2 separate regions of the Homo sapiens genome follow, and region 2 is linked to region 1. A link is a contact called in ENCODE Hi-C or POLR2A ChIA-PET data. All regions are on one chromosome and are shown on one strand. Each heading gives the region's core, a stretch centred on a gene start or an enhancer-like site at or near the end of the contact. The rest is flanking DNA. Distances are from core to core; before and after follow the strand shown.

What was found. Hi-C counts contacts between places; a loop is a spot of excess contacts on that map. ChIA-PET counts read pairs that join two places held with the same protein, here RNA polymerase II (POLR2A). Pooled maps may share reads with other maps.
Region 2: POLR2A ChIA-PET joins it to region 1 with 10 read pairs in Panc1. The contact joins the enhancer-like site here to the promoter of GTSF1L in region 1. A Hi-C loop is called at or near these places in 1 of 37 single-sample maps with no recorded cell type and 5 of 50 pooled maps. POLR2A ChIA-PET finds 5 or more read pairs at or near these places in 1 of 52 experiments (Panc1).

The regions. Positions count from the first base shown.
Region 1 is chr20:43,724,295-43,729,729 of GRCh38, forward strand. GTSF1L (gametocyte specific factor 1 like) reads right to left here and starts at 2,708. Exons shown (of 1, transcript NM_176791.4): 1 at 1,870-2,708. The coding sequence starts at 2,400. The coding sequence ends at 1,954. LOC101927200 (a long non-coding RNA gene) reads left to right here and starts at 4,625. Exons shown (of 4, transcript XR_936741.3): 1 at 4,625-4,833.
Region 2 is chr20:43,937,098-43,942,532 of GRCh38, forward strand. The region is part of intron 1 of TOX2 (TOX high mobility group box family member 2); the gene reads left to right. Among named protein-coding and RNA genes, the nearest start is that of TOX2, 25 kb to the left of the region's middle. Within about 2 kb of position 2,379, at least 6 of the 41 ENCODE cell types and tissues checked have a DNase peak (open chromatin) inside an H3K27ac peak, as active enhancers do; they include Panc1, where a contact is called at or near this core.

The DNA.
Region 1 (5,435 bases), core at 1,458-3,957:
TAGTTCATGCACTTCATTAATCACTGCCATCCAGAACTTTTTATCCCCCCAAGAAGTCTTTGTTTATAATACTTCGTGTAAGCAGTTGAAGGGGCCAGCTGGGTGGCAAAGTTATGATTACTTAAAAAAAAAAAAAAAAAGCAGTGAGCCTAGGCAACATAGTGAGACCCCATCTCTACAAAAAAATAGAACTAGCCAGTTATGGTGGTGCACGCCTGTGGTCCCAGCTAGTTGTTAGGCTTTGACGAGAGGATTGCTTGAGCCTTAGAGGTTGAGGCTACAGTGAGCTATGATTGCGCCACTGCACACCAGCCTGGGCGACAGAGCGAGGACTCTGTCTCAACAAAAAAACAAAAAAAAAACTTAACAGTTAAGATTTCCTCCTGAAAAACTTTCAAAGGACTTAAGTCTTCTACCTGCTGTTTAAAAAAATATAGTTTAATTTTTGACCAGATAACATATTCATATATATTCCCATGTAAAAGATTCTAAAGAGTCAATAGTAAAGAAGGGCTCTCTCTTGTCTTCCCTGGAGGCAGACAATATCAGTTTCTAGTGAAGAGGCAAGCAAATTTTTCTATTAGGCAACAGGTTGAAAAATTTCAGGCTTTGTGGACAGATCTCCATTCTAGAGTATCCTTAAAGAGAAATTTTATGCAAAAACAAGCACATACATATTCATGTCTTCTCCCGCAACTCTCCCCAAATGGTGGCATACTGTATAGACTGCTCTGGACTTGTTTTTGTTTTTTCTTTTCTTTTTCCTTTTTTTTTTTTGAGACAAAGTCTCGCTCTGTCACCCAGGCTGGATTGCAATGGCGTGATCTCGGCTAACTGCAGCCTCTGCTCCCGGGTTCAAGCTATTCTCCTGCCTCAGCCTCTTGAGTAGCTGGGATTACAGGTGCCCACCACACGCCCGGCTAAATTTTGTATTTTTAGTAGAGATGGGGTTTTGCCATGTTGGCCAGGCTGGCCTCGAACTCCACACCTCAGGTGATTGGCCCGCCTCCGGCTCCCAAAGTGCTGGGATTACAGGCATGAGCCACCGGGCCCGGCCTGGACTTGGTTTTTATCAGTTAAACTGGGGGTTGGCAAACCATGGCCCACCAGTCAAGTCCAGCCTGCCACCTGTGGCTGTAAGGCATTTTATTGGAACCTCTGTTCATTTGTTTACATATTATATGTGGCTGCTCTCGTGTTGCAGTGGCAGGGCCGAGTAGTTGCAACACAGACTGTGTGGCTGACAAAGGCTAAGATATTTGCCATCTGGCCTTTTACAGAAACAGTTTGCTGACCTCTGAGCTCAACAGTGTGTCTCAACCTTTCTATATCAGCACAGAAAGAGCTTCCTCACTTTTTTTAAGGCGGCATAATATTTTGTTGTATGGCTGCAGTATAACTTATTTTTAATCAGGCCCTTTTAATGGATATTTAGGTCATTTTTGACTTTTTTTTTTGTTGCTTAAGACAGGATCTCACTATGTTGCCCAGGCTGAACTCAAGCGATCCTCTCGCCTCAGCTCCCAGAGTAACAGGCTACAGCTGTGATTCAACACACCTGGCTCATTTCTAACTCTTTTGCTGCTGCAAATAATGCTGCAGTGAATAAGCTAGTACTTAGCTCATTTTCCACATGTGTGATTATATTTACAGAATGAAGCCTGGAAGTGGAATTGCTCAATCAAAGCCTGTATGCATTGATAATGTTTATAGCTATTGTCAAATTGCCCTCTGTGGAGGTTGTACCAACTGACATTCTCACCAATGTTATGAAAGTGCCCATTTTGCCCTACCTTTGCCAGCAGAGTATTTTAAGCCTTTTGATATTTATCAATCTGCCAGGTTAAAAAAAGAGGTAGCCCAGGGTAGTTTACTTTGCATGTCTTTTATTCTGATGCATTGCACGTTCTTCCATGCATTGATGAGGCGTGTGCTCCTTCCTCAGCTGGCAGTTTACTGTCCTGGTCTGAGGATCTTCTGGGGACTGGTCTCTCTTGCTGACTCTTTCGTGTCATTTTCACAAACAACCTTTTGAGGAAAAAAAGTCTTAAGGACAAACACATGCTGGCAATTAGCGCCATCGACATTCCAGATATCGGGGCTGGGAAGGCAGGGTGAGACCTGCTGGGTGTCATCGTTCTGCTCTGAACTAGGAGGACTGACTTTCAGAGGGTTCTCGGTGTCCTCTTCTTCCACAGCGCTCCTGTTGACACAAACAGCCTCATGTTCCTCCAGATTTTTGATGGGGACCACGTGGCAGGCGTTGTATTTGCAGGTGGCCATCTTTTTGGCTTTCTTGGGGTTCTTTCTCCTGCACGATGCCAGGTGGTACTGGAATCTGCTGAGTGGGATTCGGTGGTGAGGATCATAAGGGCAAATTTCAAAGGCTTCTGGCTCCATGAGAAATTCTTGAAGCAGGGTATCTCACTGCTAGAGTCTAACGGAAATGCTTCTTGTGGAGAAGCCCTTTTGTAAGAAGGATGGAGTTGTCCTCTGCCCAGTTTTGGCCCTTGGGATTCTGTAGGTGACGGTCTTAACTTGTGGTCTGTTCTCTAGGACTGTGAGTGGTGGATTAGAAGAGAGATGAGGAGCTGCCAAAAGCAGCTACACAGAGAACAGAGTTAGCAAATGGCACCCGAGACAGAACTATAGCAGATGCAAGAGCCAAAAACCCACAGCCGCTTGACTCACGGATATACTATGATGTCAAGCTGCAGTCACCGGTGGTCACAATGGGCAGCCTAAGTCATCAGGAAGAGGCTATTGTGCACTGCTTGGGAGGGGTGGATGGCTTTGGGAATGCTGCCATCTAAAATTGCTCATGGATGTATGTTGTGACTTAAGTCTTTTAACTGTACGTATTTGTTTTTTGTTTTTGTTTTTGTTTTATTTGAGACAGAGTCTCGCTCTGTTGCCAGGCTGGAGTACAGTGGTGCGATCTTGGCCCACTGCAATCTCCGCCTCCCAGGTTCAAGTGATTCTCCTGCCTCAGGCTCCCGAGTAGCTGGGATTACAGGCACCTGCCATCATGCCCGGCTAATTTTTTGTATTTTTAGTAGAGACGGGTTTCACCATGTTGGCCAGGCTGGTCTTGAACTCCTGACCTCAGGTGATCCACCCGCCTCAGCCCCCCAAAGTGCTGGGATGATAGGTGTGAGCCCCTGCGCTTTGCCAGGGCTGGTTTTTGGATGTGATTCTCAGGGCCGTCTTTCTTTACCCTTCTGCTCTGCTGAGGCCCACAGCAGCCTAGTCTCCTTGGGTGTGGGGGAAGGGTTTAAATCTATTCATATATCGCAGAAGGTGAAGCCTTTTGGTGTTCAGCTTAACATGGGAAACATTTCCTATAAAACGCCCCATCTTAGGTCGACCCTGCCGTTGTCCCTCACAGAACTGGACCAAAGTCTGAATGGACGCAATTGACACATATCTCAGGGTGTTAGTGGTTTTGGTCCTCTGACATTCTATTTACATGTCTGGTGTTAGGTAGGATTTCTTCTAAAAATTGGCCTGGAGCTCCTTCCCACCCCCCACCCTGTTAAATTGTTTCTCAAGATCTGAGTGACAGTAGAGAAATACCATATTCCTGAATAGGAAGACTCAAAATCATAAATGAATATTCTCTGTAAACTAAATTACATAAATTACATAGTCATCCTAAATTGATACATAAATATAATGCAATTCCAAATAATTTTTGTAGCTTTATGTGCTGATATCTGATAGAGCAAGTCTCTGCTTGTTATTAGTTTTCCCCCCAAAAGCCTTGACTATCTTCAAGGATTTGTTATTCTAGATCATGTGTCAACAAACTATGGGCCCATGATTCAAATCCAGATGGCTATCTGCTTTTGTAAATAAAGTTTTATTGAAGCACAGCCACACCCATTTGTTTATATATTGTCCATTGGCTGCTTTTGAGCTAGATTTGAGTAGTTGCAACAGAATCCAGATGACCTAGAAACCTCTAATGTTTTCTGTCTGGCCCATTATAGAAAAAGCTCACCCATCCTATTCTTGGTGGTGGTTAAGGAAGCTGACTGTATTCAAATTCTACCTCCTGCCACTTACCAGCCATGTGACCTTGGGGAAGGTGTGTGTGTGAGTGTGTGTGTGTGTATGTGTGTGTGTGTGTTTCCTGGTATTTACTAAGCTCTATTGATGGTGTCTTTTCAGGTAGGCTTTGTAGTTTTCTTTCTATTTTTTGCACGTTAAAAAAAAATTAATCTATGATGCTTTATGGTTTTTTCTTTTTCTTTTTTTTTTGTCATTGTAAATGACACTTTTTCCATCTCTCCACATCCTAGCTATGGTGTTCAGCCTTTTTTGAGAATTGAAGTGATTGGCTTTGTCTACATTGTTACATAATTGCAACTGATCATACATGTGGGATGTCTTGTTACTATCATATGACATGCAGACAATTTAGCAACATGACACTCACTGATGTCATAGTAAGAAATTGTAATGGGAACCCAGGTATAGACAAAAGATTAGACAAAGGATTCTAAAAAAAGGCATCTTTCATAACTACACCATTTATTCTGGGTGTGCCAGTCAGGATAGGCAAGGTTAGGCTGCAATAACGTACAGTGCCAAAACTTCAGTAGCTTAAAACAACGAAGGCTTATGAGTCACTTTCAAGTCTAAAGCAGGTTTCTGGGTTGGGGAGGGGTATTGGGGATCTGCTCCTTGTGGTTAATGGAGCCAGGCTGATGGAGCCTCCATAGCAACACTTGCTTCCTTCTAGAAGAAGGAAGAGGATGTGGGGAGTCATGCGCGAGCTTCCACCAGGAAATGATAAACATCACTTCCGCTACTGTTTCATGGTTCAAAGTAAGTCCTACCTAACTTCAAAGAGCAAGGAGGTACGGTCTTTCCACATGCCCAGAAGGAGGAGAATAGGAACTTTGGGAAGTCCTGAGGGCTTCCCCAGTCTGCCCTTCTCGTCACCAGCATTCATTTCTCTTTTCTCCACACACACGGAGCATATTCTTCCCCATGGAAGAAAACCCAAAGTCCTAGCTCAGAGTGGGGGATCAATGGCTTACTCAGTGCTCTCCTGGGGCTTCTTGAGATCTTGAGATCTGGCTCTTACCCCAGACCAGTGGAATTCTAGTGCCTCAAACCAAGCTGGCTCCTATGAGGAGTATGAGGCCAAGAAGTTGTGTTCCCTGTACCCCAACCCACTCACCCTAGGGATAGCTCCTGGTTTGCTCTGCTGAGTGTCCTTGGTAAACTGTACCTTCCATATCATGCATGTAACACAGAGCCCATTTTCTTCAAGCCTACAGCCCACTATTAAAGGAAATATGGTCGGGTGCAGTGGCTCACTCCTATAATCCCAGCACTTTGGGAGGCTGAGGTGGGCGGATTGCTTGAGCCCAGCAGTTCGAGACCAGCCTGGGCAACATGGCAAAACCGTATCTCTACAAAAA
Region 2 (5,435 bases), core at 1,129-3,628, 210 kb after region 1:
AGACCAGGCAACAGAGAGCTCTGGGGGGACTGTGGGAAGACTAGGAGTTGCTAGATGATGGGCACGGGGGAAGCATTCCAGGCAGGGAAGAGCACGCGCGAAGGTCCTGTGGAAGGAGGGGCCTGGCACACTTGACCACTCCAAGAAAGTGCCAGTTTCTTTTAAGTGTCGGCAACCTTGGGCTGGGAAAGGAACTTCTGGTTCGCAAAGGTCCCCTGAGCATTTCCGTGCGATGCAGTCTCAGGAGGGAGGTGGCTGATAACCTTCCCACGGGCAGCTCCTGGGTTTTGTGGGCTGGGAGAGGAGACCCAGGAGGGATTTGAGCATTGGGAAGGGTGTTGTGGGCACAGAGTTCAGTTTGAGGAAGGGGGAGGAGGAAGCAAGGAAGGGGTCAGTTGCAGAGGATTTGGGAGGGACTGGTGTGTGAGGGAAGTGAGGGGTTTTGGACTCAGTCCTGCTGGCTGGTGGTCTTTGAACCATGGACTGAGAATGAGGTGATCAGATGCTGGGGAGGCCCGTAGGGAGGGTGCACAGAGGAATGACTTGGGGACCCTCCCCAGCCACACCCCAGGTCTCCAACCCTAAGCCAGCCTCTACGTCCATGTGCAGGGCTGGGAGGGCCATCCTGGGGGCGACCGCAGCATCGAGTCCCCATGCGGATCTGCCTGCCCAGTCCCATAAGCAGCCTTTGATGTCCCTGGAGCCTTCAACAGCTTCTCTGAAGGCAGATCAGGGGCTGTGGTTTTGGAAAAGGCCTAGCATCACTGGGTGCCAGAATCATGATCATAAATGAACCAGCACAGATTGGAAAAATGGGAGGAGTCTGGAGTGTGGGTTCCAGCTTCTTGCCAATGTCTCCATGAAACCGTGCAAGTAGCTGCCCAGTCCTGAGCCTCCGTTTTCTCACCTGGAAATAGGGCCAGCTCCCATCCTCCCTGGGTCAAGTGAAGAGGAAGCTTTGAGGGCTGTTAACCTCAGCACCTTCAGTCTAATGCTTGTGGACAATGCGGGCACCCCAGTGACTGCACGGTGGAGTGAAGCAAACTCTCCTCTTACCAGGACCCATGTCAGTGGAACTTTCTTCCCCAGAATAAATAGAAACCATGGCAACCGGGATATGTCATGTGGACTGGCAGCCTGTCCCAGTGATGGCCAGGAGAAGGGCCTGGCACAGATGCGGGCCCCACTCACAACTCCACCCGCTGTGGGATGACCCACCGGGACCCCTTAGTCCTCCCCTCCTGCCTGAGGTAGGACTGAGAAGTTCAGTCCTGACCTTGGGTTTCCATTCAACCTCAGATTTTATTATTACTTAATAGTAAAATGCTTGTCCCGGAAAGCACGTCTCAAATGAGATAAGTTGAAGCAATCCTGGCTCCTGCCCCATGTCCTGATGGGTGCACTAGGAGTTATCAGGATACTGCTGGATGTGGGCACTGAAATGGCAGCAAATCTACTCTGAGAGGGAGGGCGCTGAGCCTGTGAGCGCCTTCAGTCTTCAGATGGCCAGCGAGGTGGTGGCATTAATATCCCACTTTACGGAGAGCCTCAGCTCTTTACCCGGGATTCACAGCTAGTATTTGACAGAGCTGGCATTCGAACCTGCATCTTCATGCCCCAGGACTTATTTCCACACTGGCTTTAGCTGAACTGGAGGCCCAGCCACCACATGGCAGGCAAAGAGCATTTGTCGCTCCCTGCATTGAGGGGGTGACTGGTCTGTGACGCCTGCCCCCAGCACAATGGGTCCAGGGGTGGTAGAGGGGCATCTGAGGCAGCTTTGAAGGCCAGGGGGTTTTTCCAGCCCTTGTGTTTCTGCCTTATGGCCTCCTTGTGCAGCTCTGGCAGGAGTGGACAGGTGCCCTCGCTTCTAGAAGCATGGTCTTGCCTTAGCTGGAAGTTGAGGGTGGAGCTTCCTGGAGTCGCTGGCTTCACCTGCCTCTGCAGCCATCCAGACAGGATGCCAAAGCCCCAGCTTGGGTAACCCCCTTGTCTCTTGGAGCCCCAGTGTCCTTATCTGTAAAACGAGGAGATCAGTGACTCAGGGACAGCATAGCATAGTGGTGCTGTGCATGCACGTTAGGTCCTAGGACCTTAGTTCCAATTCTGTCTGTGACAATTACTAGCTGTGCACATCTAGTAAGTTACTTAACCTCTCTATGCCTCAGTTTCCTCCTCTGTGAAATGGGGATAATAATTGCATCTACTTAATTTGTGGTAAGGTTTGCATAGGGATTTCATCATATTGGGACTGGAGGAGTTGAGTAAGAAGAAAGGGCAAAACCTTGGTCTAGCTTCCGCCAATTTCTGGGCAAAAGCTGAAGTTAGCACAAAGTCAGCCCAAGCATGCTCCACTGCACTCAAAGTACAGTTCTGCTGCCAGAACCCAGCCAGGGGGAGGGGATGGGAACTGTATAAGAGTAGGACGGATGCCAAGACTAGTGAGGCATTTTAACAACATGAGGCTGGAATGTGGCATTGTGTAAGTCCCACAAATGAATATGTGCGGTGAGGTTGGAAGATAAGCGAGGGTTCATTTGGTGAGACCATTCGTATAGTCAGACATGAGTTTAAACTGACCCTGCAGCTTAGAAGCTGTGTGGCCTCAAGAGCTTACTTAACTCCTCTGAGCCTGTTGGCACACCCAAAAAGAAAAACAACTCATTTCATTTTGCTAGATTGTCTAAGGATTAAAGAGATGACAGAAAGTACCAGTGCCTGGCACAGAGTAGATGCTTACTAAGCACCCCAAGAGTGTCTTATGGGGTGCTTATGTGATTCAGTCGGTGCTGCTGCTGAGTGACCACAGGGATATGCTCAGATATGCTGCAGAGGTTTCCTTCTGTAGTTAAAGGGCAGGGAGTCATGCCCTGTATGAGACATTTTTCCTTAGGGAAAATGAAGTCATGGGACTTGTTCATCTGGATAGTGCAGTCCAGGGGTGTATGGGGCTTGGGGTACTGCAGGCAAGTCCCTGGGACAGTGTGGCTGAGGGATGGGGCATTGGGTCTAGGAGCTTGGTGCAGAGCTCAATCAGGAACCTTGAAAGAAAACACAATGTGAAGACTTTCTACCTTGAGGACAGTGGGGCCGTGGAAGGATTTTAAATGGTGGGACGTCACTTTTTTTTTTTGAAGAGTTGGTGTCCTACTCTGTCACCCAGACTGAAGTGTAGTGGCATGATTATAGTTCACTGCAGCCTTGAACTCCTGGGCTCAAGTGATCCTCCTGCATAAGGCTCCTGAGTAGCTGGGATTACAGGCATGCGCCACCATGCACAGCTAGCTTTTTTTTTTTTTGTCTGTTTTTCAGAGATAGGTCTCGATATGTTGCCCAGGCTGCTCTTGAATTCCTGATCTCAAGCAATCCTCCCATCTCGGCCTCACAAATTGCTGGGATTACAGGTGTGAGCAATCGCACCTGGCAACTTTTTTTTTTTCCCCCAGGAAAACTCTACTAATTGGCCTGGAAAATAAATGGGGGAGGGTGAGCTAAGGGGCTGCTATGGGGATCCAGGCCAGAAGGGTGAGAGGCTGAGCCAGAGTCGCAGGGATGGAGGGAGAAGAGGTGACTGCAGAGGATGAGGCAGCTATCAGGGCACCCTAGGGGTGTGGTGTGGCACTTTAGTGGTCAGTGCTTTGCAGAGACGAGGCACATGGGATTAAGCAAACACAAAATCCCAGTGGGCATGAGGATGTAGACCAGGGCACCTTAGAAGCGCAAAGCGGCTTTAGTCACTTCCCTTGCGTGAGATTTGTTTAATAGAAGCTTGCAGCTTCGCAGCACTTAACAGGTGCTGACGGGGGCATCACAATATTGTGAAATTAAGCTGTGAAGCCGACTTCATTACCAGCTTACCTGGCGATGAAGCAGCTGCCTTAGTTAGCACTGATGGTTGGGCATGACAGAGCTAAAATTGAACTTGGCAATTACTGCTCATGAGAGGTTCTCAGTACTGTGAAAGGAAGGTTCCATGGAAATCAACCCTGGTAATCACAGGGTTTAAAATTAGTCAGTTACTATTAAGGTTGCTCTGTCAGCATATGCTTCAGGGTGATGTGAGGGAAGGGGGCGTGGAAGCTTGGGTTTGGGCTGTTGTGGGTTACCTTATGTTCACCTGCACTGCATTTAAGAAAAAAAGTTGGTTCTAGGACAAAGGTTCGAGAGTCCCAGGGTTAATATCATGGTGCAGGGTGGCCATTTGGATAATAGGTGGTTTTAAAGCCTTTTTTTTTTTTTTTGAGTATTTTTTGAGACAGAATTTCGCTCTTGTTGCCCAGGCTGGAGTACAATGGCGCGATCTCGGCTCACTGCAACCTCCGCCTCCCAGGATCGAGTGATGCTCCTGCCTCAGCCTCCTGAGTAGCTGGGATGACAGGCATGTGCCACCACACCTGGCTAATTTTCGTATTTTTAGTAGAGATGGAGTATCACCATGTTAGCCAGGCTGGTCTCGAACTCCTGACGTCATGTGATCCACCCACTTCGGCCTCCCAAAGTGTTGGGATTACAGGCGCGAGCCACTGTACCTGGCCTAAAGCCCTGTTCTTTTTATTTGCGTAAGCTCACACCCTCTCAGCTTTGGTGTTTTCTATTGACTTAAGGAGGTTTCCTGACTCGCTTCTGGTCTCTCCTTGGGATGTTGCACAGGAAGAGCTCAGCTCTCTGTGGGTTCCTCCTTGCCCTGGAGGAAGCAATGATGTGATAGGATGGGAGGTTCCTGAGTCCTTCACAGAATTGTTTTTGGTAAACCTTGGCTGGAACATCTCAGCAATCTCAGAAGATTTGTCCCCGTTTTGTGAATAAAGACAGCAAGGGGCTGATATGGGCTTGGTTGCTACTGTAGTGAAAATCAAAGGACAAAGCTTATAATGATTCAATTGTGAGTTTGCCTGGGCTGTGTGCACTGACCCTCATCAATAAGAAGATGGAAGTTGACTCCTTGCTGTGAGCCTCAACTTCCTCATCTGTAAAAGGGGAACTTGTTTTGTGCAAGTGTGAGGATTAAATGAGATCATCAAAGCACAGTAGAACCTCAGCATGGTGGCTGTTGGCTATTAACAGTGATATTTATGGACCAGACCAGGCACTTTCCATCGATGACAGCTGCTTTGACAAAAACCCCACCAGGAGGGAACTATTATTCCCATCTTAACATTAGTAAACAGAGGCTCAGAGAGGATCTAAGTTTGGCCAAGATCTAAGGGTACAGCCAGGATTCAAACCCAGGCATTCTGGCCACAGAGCCTGGCCATTGTCCCTGCCCCTCACCCTGGGAACAGCTGAACAACAAGGAAACAAGTAACATCATAGCTCATGCCTGTCATCCCAGCACTTTGGGAGGCCAAGACGGGAGGATTGCTTTAGGACAGGAGTTAGAGACCAGCCTAGGCAACATAGTGAGACCCTATTTTTACAAAAAAAGAAAAAACACA